Regions from separate parts of the Homo sapiens genome. Here region 1 is linked to region 2. Evidence: chromatin contacts called from ENCODE Hi-C or POLR2A ChIA-PET data. All regions are on one chromosome and are shown on one strand. Each heading gives the region's core, a stretch centred on a gene start or an enhancer-like site at or near the end of the contact. The rest is flanking DNA. Distances are from core to core; before and after follow the strand shown. Region 1 overlaps INPP5D (inositol polyphosphate-5-phosphatase D). Region 2 overlaps NGEF (neuronal guanine nucleotide exchange factor).

Region 1 (5,503 bases), core at 1,844-4,343, 170 kb before region 2:
AGGCTGGGCACAGTGGCTCATGCCTATAATCCCAGCACTTTGGGAGGTCGAGGCGGGCAGATCACCTCAGGTTGGGAGTTCGAGACTAGCCTAACCAACATGGAGAAACCCCGTCTCTACTAAAAATACAAAATTAGCTGGTTGTGGTGGCGCATGGCTGTAATCCCAGCTACTTGGGAGGCTGAAGCAGGAGAATCACTTGAACCCGGGAGGGGGAGGTTGCAGTGAGCTGAGATCGTGCCTTTGCACTCCAGCCTGGGCAACAAGAGCAAAACTCCGTCTCAAAAATAAAAGTTTGTTGTAGAAAAGTGTTGACATAAAGATGTAAACTATGTTTATTTGAGAAGGCTAATTTTACTTAGAAATGTGATAATTAACCTACTAAGACCTAACTGATGAGATCTGATTAACTTGCAGGAAAGACTGTGCAAGTTGTCATTTAAAGAAAAATAATCAAAAGGCAGTCCTCTATGTGCAAAGCAGCTTGACAAGCGAAATAGACTGATTTTAAAACACAATGTGGATTCCCAGTTTTCCTTGACCCTGAGAATGGAGGGCGGCTCTGTGTCGCCGCTTTCCTTGGTCTCTGCACATGCCCCCTTCACTCATTCCCATCTCCGAACAGAAGTTTTAGGAAGGTTCCACTGACATGATAAGCAAAGATAGAAAAAGCAGGGCTCTCTGCCCATGAACCCTCAGCCCATGCCCCGACCCTAACCCCTCCTGGAAAGCTGCCTGGAAGCTCGGCTTCACGCCCCTGCTGGTCCCACTGAGGCAGAACCCCATAACCAGGATGGAGGGGCTGATGAGGAGGAGATGGAGTTGGCGGGAGGTGTACGAGCCTTAGTAGGAGAGGTCAGCAGGTGGAACCATGGGGCCTCCCCGACTCTTCCCCATCCAGTTTACTGCACTCAGCATCCAAACCTGGGAAGAAATGGAAACCCTGGGGAACTAAACAATGGGCTCGATGTGGAATTTTTTTTTTTTTTAGACGCAGTTTTTCTCTTGTTGCCCAGGCTGGAGTGCAGTGGCGCAATTTTGGTTCACTGCAACCTCTGCTTCCCAGGTTCAAGCTATTCTCCTCCCTCAGCCTCCCGAATAGCTGGGATTATAGGCGCCCGCCACCATGCCCAGCTAATTTTTGTATTTTTAGTGGAGAAGGGGTTTTGCCATGTTGGTTAGTCTGGTCTTGAGCTCCTGGATTCAGGTGATCTGCCCGCCTGGGCCTCCCAAAGTGCTGAGATTACAGGAATGAGCCACCGCGTCTGGCCTATGTGGAATACTTTCAAAGCATCTGTTATTTAGACACATATATAGAGACAATCAACATAGTAGCAACACTGGATATTCGGCTATTTGATAAATAGCACAAATAAATCAAGGAGCGTGCACAGAATTCAGGCTGGAGAGCCCAGGGAAGAACCAATGGGTATGTCCAGGTGGAAATAGGAACACGCCAAGTATCATAGCAACCCGGTGGCGTATGTGTCCCATCGGCATCTACTTCATATTTTGCCAAGTGAGAGAGTAGGAGGAGGGCAGCCCTGGCAGCCTCAGATGGATCCTTCAAGTTGGAAATGCGGCTTCAGCCCTGTCATTAGGATTTCTTTGGGGGGCAATGGAGCGTTTCTCACAAAGAAACAAAAAGTTATATTTACTAAGGCATGGAGATTACCAGGTACTAACTTATTAATTAATGTAGCACATATCCAGTGAGTGCCCACACTATGCCGGGCCGTGCCTGGAGACGGAGTGCTCCCCCACCCCCGTGGAGCACTTTTCCTGTTAAGGCCCATGCCCCTGGCCTTCTTGAAGCCAATGGTGCAAAGGCCTCTGGGGTGCAAGATGACAAGCACTCTTCTCTGGAGACCTCCCCATCTCCCTCTGGTCACCAGGCCCATAACTAGGATCGAAACCCAAGCCATCCAGCCCTGCCCTGGCTGGGCTCACTGCAGATGAAGGCCCAGCTGGACTTGAGTGGGGACTCACCCACTGGTGTCCATGCTTTGCAGTCGCTGGAACAATGTCTCGGAGAGGCTCGGCCGGCTGGTCTCGGTCGCTCGGGGATTCTCGTTTGAAAAAGGAACCTCCTTGGCCTCACAGGAGCTGGCAGTCAGCGGGATGTTTCTTGGGGGCAGCTCGGGTGGAGACACGACACTTTCTACTGGAGAGAACAGCAGGAAGGCCATTGGTGAGGACACTGTGCGCACAACCCGGCCTTCACCGCAGCCCCATGGGGTCCAGGCCACGACACCCACGTTATTGATCTCCATCTGCGTCCCCGTGTCCCTCGCTGACTCCCTCCTGGAGGGAGAGCCTCCTGCCACAGGGCCCTGGCTAGTGCAGTGTCTGCCCCACTGTGGCCATCAGCAAACACCTGCCAGGGCCAAAAGGCCTTGCTCCATGGAGGGTCTGGAAGGCCTGCAGGGCTGCTGACCTTGGATGGACTAAGCCCACAGCAGCAGGCAGGTGAGCAGGATGAGTCTGGCTCTCAGACTTTCAGGGGCTGAGACACCTGTCTCATGATGGCTGAGCCCTGGGCTAGGCAGAGGCCCAGTTCCCAGAATAGGCCAAAACCATGGAAGGGGACCAGGGGTAAGGAGACAGGCAGGCCTAGCCACACTGCCCCTCTCCCTCTCTCCCTGGTCCCCTCTCTCCAGCCTCTGTCCTTCCTTCTCTCCTCCCCCAGACTCTCAGAAACACATAAAAGAAAGCGAGGGGGTTCCCTTCACTCAGAGACATTCAACAAATGACTTGAACTTGGCCTGGGAGGTGGGAGCCCACCCATCGCCTTTAGGAGAAGGTTCATTCTGTACGTACACGAATGGAGGGTCCAGAGCTCTGTCTGAGCCTCTTCCCACACAGAGCGGCTGCCTCTGGCCCAACCACAGTGGGCCCCGGGGGACCTCCTCTTTAGAGAACAGGCCCTTCACTTCCTCTGTCTGGGGTTCTGAAGACAACTAGGAGTCTGCTTCGAGCTCCACGGTCTGGCGGTGCCTCAAGAGGCCCTGGGCCCAAACAGACCTCTTGGACTGCGCGGGCCTCATGTCGCATTGCTCTGGTTCGAGCCGACAACTGGGCGACCTCGTTTGCGGAAGTGAAGCCAGCAGTCATGAGACTGAGGTTCTTTTTTCAGCCCTCACAGAAACTTGTCGGGATCTTCCTCCAGACAGCCATGCCCAGAGGGGCCCAACTAGCTGGGATGGGCAGCCCGAGGGGAGTGAGGGTGTTTAGTGTGGAGGGCGTTTCTGCAGAACAGCTTCTCAGCATGGCCCTGGGCGCCTGGGGGCAGCTGTTCAGGTGCAGCCAGGGCGCGGTGCTGGTGAGTGACCTTGGGCTCACAATGGGACAGGTCAGCCCTAGTTCTTCCACAGCCTGACCTTCCTGATTCCAGAGGGCAGTGCTCACTCAGACCAGGGAGGCCAAAAGGGACAGGGCCTGCCTGGGACCCTTTCAGCCTCCATGGAGCTGCGGTCCTTTTGGAAACGAACAGCTGCACAACCATGAAAAGTGTGTTTCCATGAGGGTGGGAGGGAGCAGGGGGCCCTGGTGGCCCACAAGCCAGCCCACAGGTGAGGGAGAAAAAGGATGCCTGCAGCAAGCCCCCAGAACAGGCAGGAGCCAGGCAAGGGTCTCAGCGTCTGTGGACAAATCTCTCCTCTCTTCGGGGAGAGCCTGGGGGACCTGGTAGTCTCCACCTGCTGGAATTCAGGAAGAGCCCTGGCCAACTGAGGGGCCCGGTTAGGTATCTCATGGTTTTCTTTTAGGAAATAAGCCTTTAAAAAAAAAAAAAAACTTGTATTTTAAGTTCAGGGGTACCTGTGCAGGTTTGTTACATAAGTAAACTTATGTCATGGGGTTTGTTGTACAGATTATTTCATCATCCTGGTATTAAGCCTAGTACCCAATAGTTATTTCTGATCCTGTCCCTCCTCCCACCCCCTCAGGTAGGCTCCAGTGTGTGCTGTTCCCCTCTTTGTGTCCATGTGTTTTCATCATTTATCTCCCACTTAAGTGAGAACACGTGGTATTTGGTTTTCTGTTCTTGTGTTAGTTTGCTAAGGATAATGACCTCCAGCTCCATCCATGTTCCTGCAAAGGACATGATCTCGTTCTTTTTACTGGCTGCATAGTATTCCATGGTGTATATATACAACATTTTCTTTATCCAGTCATCACTGATGGGCATTTAGGCTGATTCCATGTCTTTGCTATTGCAAATAGTGCTGCAATGAACATACACATATGTGTCTTTGTAACAAAATGATTTCTATTCCCTTAGGTATATTCTCAGTAAATCCTTGAGGGGAAAAGTGGGGCATCCCCAGGTAAGCTCCTTCTCTGCAAGACTTTCTCCATCTGACTGTTGCTCTATTGGTCTTTGTCCCTATGCTGTAAAGGGCACCCTTAGTCTCACACACTTTTTAGGGACTGTATAATTTTTTTTTTTTTTTTTGAGACGGAGTCTCCCTCTGTTGCCAGGCTGGAGTTCAGTGGTGCGATCTTGGCTCACTGCAACCTCCACCTCCTGGGTTCAAGCGATTCTTCTGCCTCAGCCTCCCAAGTAGCTGGAACTACAGGCGCGTACCACCACACCTGGCTAATTTTTGTATTTTTAGTAGAGATAAGGTTTCGCCATGTTGGCCAGGATGGTCTCGATCTCCTGACCTCGTGATCTGCCCGCCTCTGTTTCCCAAAGTGTTGGGATTACAGGCGTGAGCCACTGCACCTGGCTGGGACTGTACATTTTTTTCAACATATTTTTAGGGGTTGTATTTCCCCCTCCCCCTTTTAATGATGACATAAAGAAACACCTTCCTCATCCTTCCAGTTAGGTGCAAGGGTCTCCTCCTTCACTCTCCTCTCAGTGAAATTCAGCAGATTGTAATCATGCTAATGACCGTAGCTGCATTTATGGAGTGCTTACTATGAATATGTACCAGGCTCTGGGTGCTACATTTCTCAACTCATTTGATCCTTGAGATACCATGAGAGGCAGGTACTATCGTTATTCTCTCTCTCTGTCTTTTTAAAGGCTAGTCAAGTGAAGCAGAGGAAGTTCAGTCTTTACTGTCTCTTTCTCTCTCTCTCTTTTTTTTTCTTAGACAAGGTCTCTTTCTGTCACCCAGGCTAGAGTGCAGTGGTGCAATCATGGCTCACTGCAACCTTGAACTCCTGGACTCAAGGGATCCTCCTGCCTCGGCCTCCCGAGTAGCTAGGACTACAGGCCTGAGCCACCATGCCTGAATAAATTTTTTAAAAAGCTTTTTGTAGACACAGGATTGCCTATGTTGCCCAGAAGGGTCTCAAACTCCTGGCCTCAAGCGATCCTCCCACCTCGGCCTCCCAAAGTTCTGGGGTTACAGGCGTGAGCCAGCAAGCCCAGCCTTATTTTACTGTCTCTTTAAAGAGAAGTCTGTGATTCAGAGAGGTCAGGTAATTTCCCCAAGGTCACCTGGCTAATAAGCTGGGGAGGAGGAATTTTAACCCATGTCTGCCTGAC
Region 2 (4,734 bases), core at 1,672-4,171:
AGGCCTGGGGAGGAGTGGGTGGGAGTGGAGAAGAAAGACTGGCCGTGAGATGAGAACTCTTGAAGCTGGGTGATGAATATTGGGGGAATTAATTATACTTTTCTGTCTATTTCAGTATATGTTTGAAATTTTCCATAATGAAAACTTTAATTTTTAATATGTTTATTTTTTTAAAGCTTGTTTTTTAAAATACAAAAAGACAGGAGCTTGAGTATAGAGACCCTTCAGTCTTGCCCACCCAGTTCCAGTCTCCTTTTCCGGGAGGTTGGCAGAATCATCAGCTCTTACCATTGACCATGGTGGCCCAGGTAGCATTAAGCTCCTCAAACATAGGACCATGCCAAGTTTTGTTGCTTCCTGAGCAATTGGCACAGTGCAACACACCAGAAGGCCTCAATACTTGCAAATGATTGATGAATGAGTAAATGCATGCATGCCGACTCCCGGGCAGAAGCTGAGATCTAGGAGCTCAACCACTGACCTCTTGAAGATACACCTGTGCAGACTGGTCCAGAAGTATCCTGGGACTGTGCAGACCAAGGCTCTTGCAAAGAGGTCACAATGTCACCAGGATAGATGAACACTCCGTGCAGCTCTAGCAGAAGTACAGTATCTCTACCTCAGAGGGGTTTTCCTGCCCGGCTGCCTTTTGGTGATAACCCATTTCTCCACCTCCCCTAGTAATATAGGAGACCAAGTACCCTCAGCAATAAAAATACAAATGGAGCATCATAAATTAGTTTCCTCTCTGGCATCCCTCGCTTGGGTGCTAGCTGAGGTCCCATCACTGGCCTCCTAGTTCTGCAAAACAAAGGACACTAGAGCATCGGAAGGATCTCAGGCTACTTGGACACGGTGACTGAAGAGAGGTTTGAATTTTCTATCTGTGAAACCGTTTCTATTTTTACACTGTCTCAGAACAAATATAACTGTGACTTATGTTTCACAGTTTATGCAGCTAATTTCATATACTTTTGACAGCTCTATCTTATTTTCAGCAGTTCTAAATGTTTTTCCCCTTTGAGAAGTTGAAGGGGCATATCCCACACCTCTCCATGGAGAGATGACTGGGCTGCAGGGCAGGTGGTTCTAGGTGTGACACTGGAGGAGGACACAGTCCCAGCTCTCCCTCCCCTCCTGGGCAGAGGCCCACACCCAGAGGTGACCAGACAGGTGCAGAAACTTGCATGTGACTCAGATCTTATGGGATCACATGGACTGTCTCTGGGACTTATGACTACTTTCACATTTAACATTAATATTAGTAATAACTGAGCTGGGCATGGTTGCTGACACCTGTAATCCCAGCACTTTGGGAGACCGAGGCGGGCAGATCACCTGAGGTCAGGAGTTCAAGACCACCCTGGCTAACATGGCAAAACTCTGTCTCTACTAAAAATACAAAAATTAGCCTGGTGTGGTGGCGGGTGCCTGTAATCCCAGCTACTTGGGAGGCTGAGGCAGGAGAATTGTTTGAACCTGGGAGGCAGAGGTTGCAGTGAGTCCAGATTGCGCCACTGCACCCCAGCCTGGGAGACAGAGTGAGACTCCATCTCAAAATAATAATAATTATTAGTAGTAGTAATAATAATAATAACAGCAACAACAGGCTCTGGGGGCCTGAGCTTGAACTGTGGATTTTCTCTACCTGTAATTACATCTTTAGTTTTTAAACTCTTGACATCTTCTCCCTTGTTAAATTGCCCATTTAGATTTATTTTGCCTTATTTTGGTTATTCTAGCTTATCGTACTTATTCTTTTAATTTTCAATCTTCCTTACTTTGCCCTTTTACCTTCCTTCTTATTTTCTATTTTAATCACCTTTTAAATGTTCTCCCTTTGTGTTTTAGCTTTATCATAATTACCACTATTAAAATTCAGCACTTCTGGCTTTAATTCTTAATGCCAAATCTTTTTTCCCCCTTTAATTCTCTTTTTATCTTCCTATTTAAATTCCTAAGCTTCTGGGGCAGGGTTGGTCTTGGATTTACTGTTTTATTTCCTATTTCTTTTTAGCCATTGTCCTTCTTATGCGCTTTTATTTTGTTTACTTGACTGTTTATAACTGTAACTTTTCAGTAACCTAATTTTTTTTTTTTTTTTTTTTTTTTTTTAGATGGAGTCTTGCTCTGTCGCCCAGACTGGAGTGCAGTGGCACAATCTCAGCATCTCAGCTCACTGCAACCTCCACCTCCTGGGTTTGAGCGATTGAGCAATTCTCCTGCCTCAGCCTCCCAAGTAGCTGGGATTACAGGCACCTGCCATCATCCCCAGCTACTTTTCGTATTTTTAGTAGAGACGGAGTTTCGCCATGTTGGCCAGGCTGGTCTCGAACTCCTGACCTCAGGTATCCGCCCACCTCGGCCTCCCAAAGTGCTGGGATTACAGGTGTGAGCCACTGTGCCCAGCCTAATTCTGGTTCTTAAACTCCTATTTTATTGGTTCTATCAATACTTTATGGATAATATTAGTTAACTGTTTCTTCTGTTAGTCACAATCTTATATTGCAGCCAAATCTTTTTCTAATTCTTTTGAATTCTTAATGTAAGATGTTTACCTTATGGGCTGGCTCTGGGGAGGTGGTGAAAGCAGGGACTGATGGACCCATAAGCTTGTTTCTCTCAAATTCTCTCAAAACCCCACCTGTTCTGACCTTAGCAGGGCCCAGCCAGGTCCCTTCAGGGACAACCACTCAGAGTGGTTGAGCCCTGGATCCTCTTTATAGCAGCATGTGGCCTCGGGTAAATAAATCTTTGCTCTCCTCAAGCCTCAATTACCTCATATTTACAAGGAAAGGAGCGGCGTCTGAAACCAGCAAACACAGTAGACAGGGTCCAGCACATACAAGCACATGCTAAACTGCAGTCACGTTTGGGGGAGATTGAGGAAGGATATGTACAATACAGTTTCATTTCTGCAAAATTCAAAAACACGCCAAACTAACAAGGTAGCCAGCCCAAGATGCAAACCCTTCATCTAATATTAGAAAACACCAGAGAAGTCCCAATTGAGAAACATTCTGCAAAATATATTGGTCTGAAATCTTCACGAGTGTCAGAGTCACAAAACCAAGCAAAGGTCCTGCTTGGTGGCTCACGCCTATAATCCCAGCACTGTGGGAGGCCGAGGCGAGTGGATCACTTGAGGTCAGGAGTTCAGGACCAGCCTGGCCAACATGGTGAAACCCCGTCTCTACTACAAGTACAAAAATTAGCCAGATGTGGTGGCACATGCCTGTAATCCCAGCTACTCGGGAGGCTGAGGCACAAGAATTGCTTGAACTCAGAAGGTGGAGGCTGCGGTGAGATCGCACCACTGCACTCCAGCCTGGGCAACAGAGCGAGATTCTGTCTCAAAAACAAACCAACCAGCCAACAAACAAAAACAAGCAAAGACTGAAGAACTGCTCCCAGTTTAAGGACAGCAAAGAGCTGATCAGCAGGCTGCCATGATGATCCTAGACTGGGTCTTTTTACTCTAAAGGACATCATAGCAGACAATAGCAAAAAGCTGAATGGAGTCTGAGGGTCATTGGTGATACTATTTCAAAGCTGACTTCCTGGTTTTGATGGTTGTGTTTGGGTTATATAGGAGCTAGTCTTGGTCTAGAAAATACACACTGAAGTATTTGGGGATGATGGGATGTCAGGTCGGCAGCTGACCCTCCAACGGCTCAGGAAAAGTTTCTAAAAAGTTATTTGTACTGTACTTTACTTGCAATTTTCAGTATTCTTTTAAAATGTAAAAAACAATTAATATCTTGAAGGAAAAAAGACTGCAAGCTCTGGAGGGAGACTCCCAGACTTGACCTTAGGCAGGTTATTTCGGCTTTCTCTGCCTCAGTGTCCTCATCTTAAGTTGGGGAGAGTTAGAATATGAATAGGCGTATTACGAAGAAAAAGTAAGCTGTTATCCGTAAAGTGCTGAGAACAGTGATCGGCCCCCAACGTGCGTGACCTGTTACTATGTCTCGATGGTTGGAAAGTGTCCTCACCACAGGCCCTTTGCACCTGCTGTTCCCCCACCCACACTGGTGCCTGGATAGTTTCTATTCATCCTTCAGTTCTCATTTAGCTTCTTCTGCAAAGCCTTCCTCAACCTGCCACCCTTCCTTCATGCTTCCTGCCTCAGATGGCATTAGGAGCTCCTCTCTTTTTTTTTTTTTTCTTTTGAGACGGAGTCTCGCTCTATCACCCAGGCTGGAGTGCAGTGGCGTGATCTCGGCTCACTGCAAGCTCTGCCTCCCAGGTTCACTCCATTGTCCTGCCTCAGCCTCCCGAGTAGCTGGGACTACAGGCACCTGCCACCACGCCTGGCTAATTTTTTGTATTTTTAGTAGAGACGGCGTTTCACCGTGTTAGCCAGGATGGTCTCGATCTCCTGATTTCACGATCCGCCTGCCTCAGCCTCCCAAAATGCTGGGATTACAGGTGTGAGCCACTGCGCCCGGCTGGAACTCCTCTCTTAAGCTCCCACAGCATCCTACAATATCTCATCACCTAGATTAAAATGTCATTTTCTGGCAACTTATCCATCTTTTCTATTAGACAATAACTCCAGGGCTGGGCTGGTATCTTATTCACTGTCATATCCCCAGGCCTAAGACAGTTAATGAATGAATGAAAGCCTGGATACCCACCTCCCCTGTCAGAGAGAATAGAATAAAGCACCCTCCTTTAAGTCAAGGGTGTGATTCCAGGGCCCAGCTTGAGAGGGCTCCATTCACAGGGTCA

What was found. Hi-C counts contacts between places; a loop is a spot of excess contacts on that map. ChIA-PET counts read pairs that join two places held with the same protein, here RNA polymerase II (POLR2A). Pooled maps may share reads with other maps.
Region 1: a pooled map shows a loop between it and region 2 (2.8-fold over the local background). The contact joins two enhancer-like sites. A Hi-C loop is called at or near these places in 1 of 50 pooled maps. POLR2A ChIA-PET finds 5 or more read pairs at or near these places in 2 of 52 experiments (Panc1 and naive thymus-derived CD4-positive, alpha-beta T cell).

The regions. Positions count from the first base shown.
Region 1 is chr2:233,122,406-233,127,908 of GRCh38, reverse strand. INPP5D (inositol polyphosphate-5-phosphatase D) reads right to left here. Exons shown (of 27, transcript NM_001017915.3): 4 at 1,990-2,164. Among named protein-coding and RNA genes, the nearest start is that of INPP5D, 65 kb to the right of the region's middle. RefSeq lists enhancers at 2,637-3,183, 3,184-3,731, 4,868-5,368. Within about 2 kb of position 3,093, at least 6 of the 41 ENCODE cell types and tissues checked have a DNase peak (open chromatin) inside an H3K27ac peak, as active enhancers do.
Region 2 is chr2:232,954,163-232,958,896 of GRCh38, reverse strand. All of the region lies in intron 3 of NGEF (neuronal guanine nucleotide exchange factor), which reads left to right. Among named protein-coding and RNA genes, the nearest start is that of NGEF, 57 kb to the left of the region's middle. RefSeq lists an enhancer at 655-744. Within about 2 kb of position 2,921, at least 3 of the 41 ENCODE cell types and tissues checked have a DNase peak (open chromatin) inside an H3K27ac peak, as active enhancers do.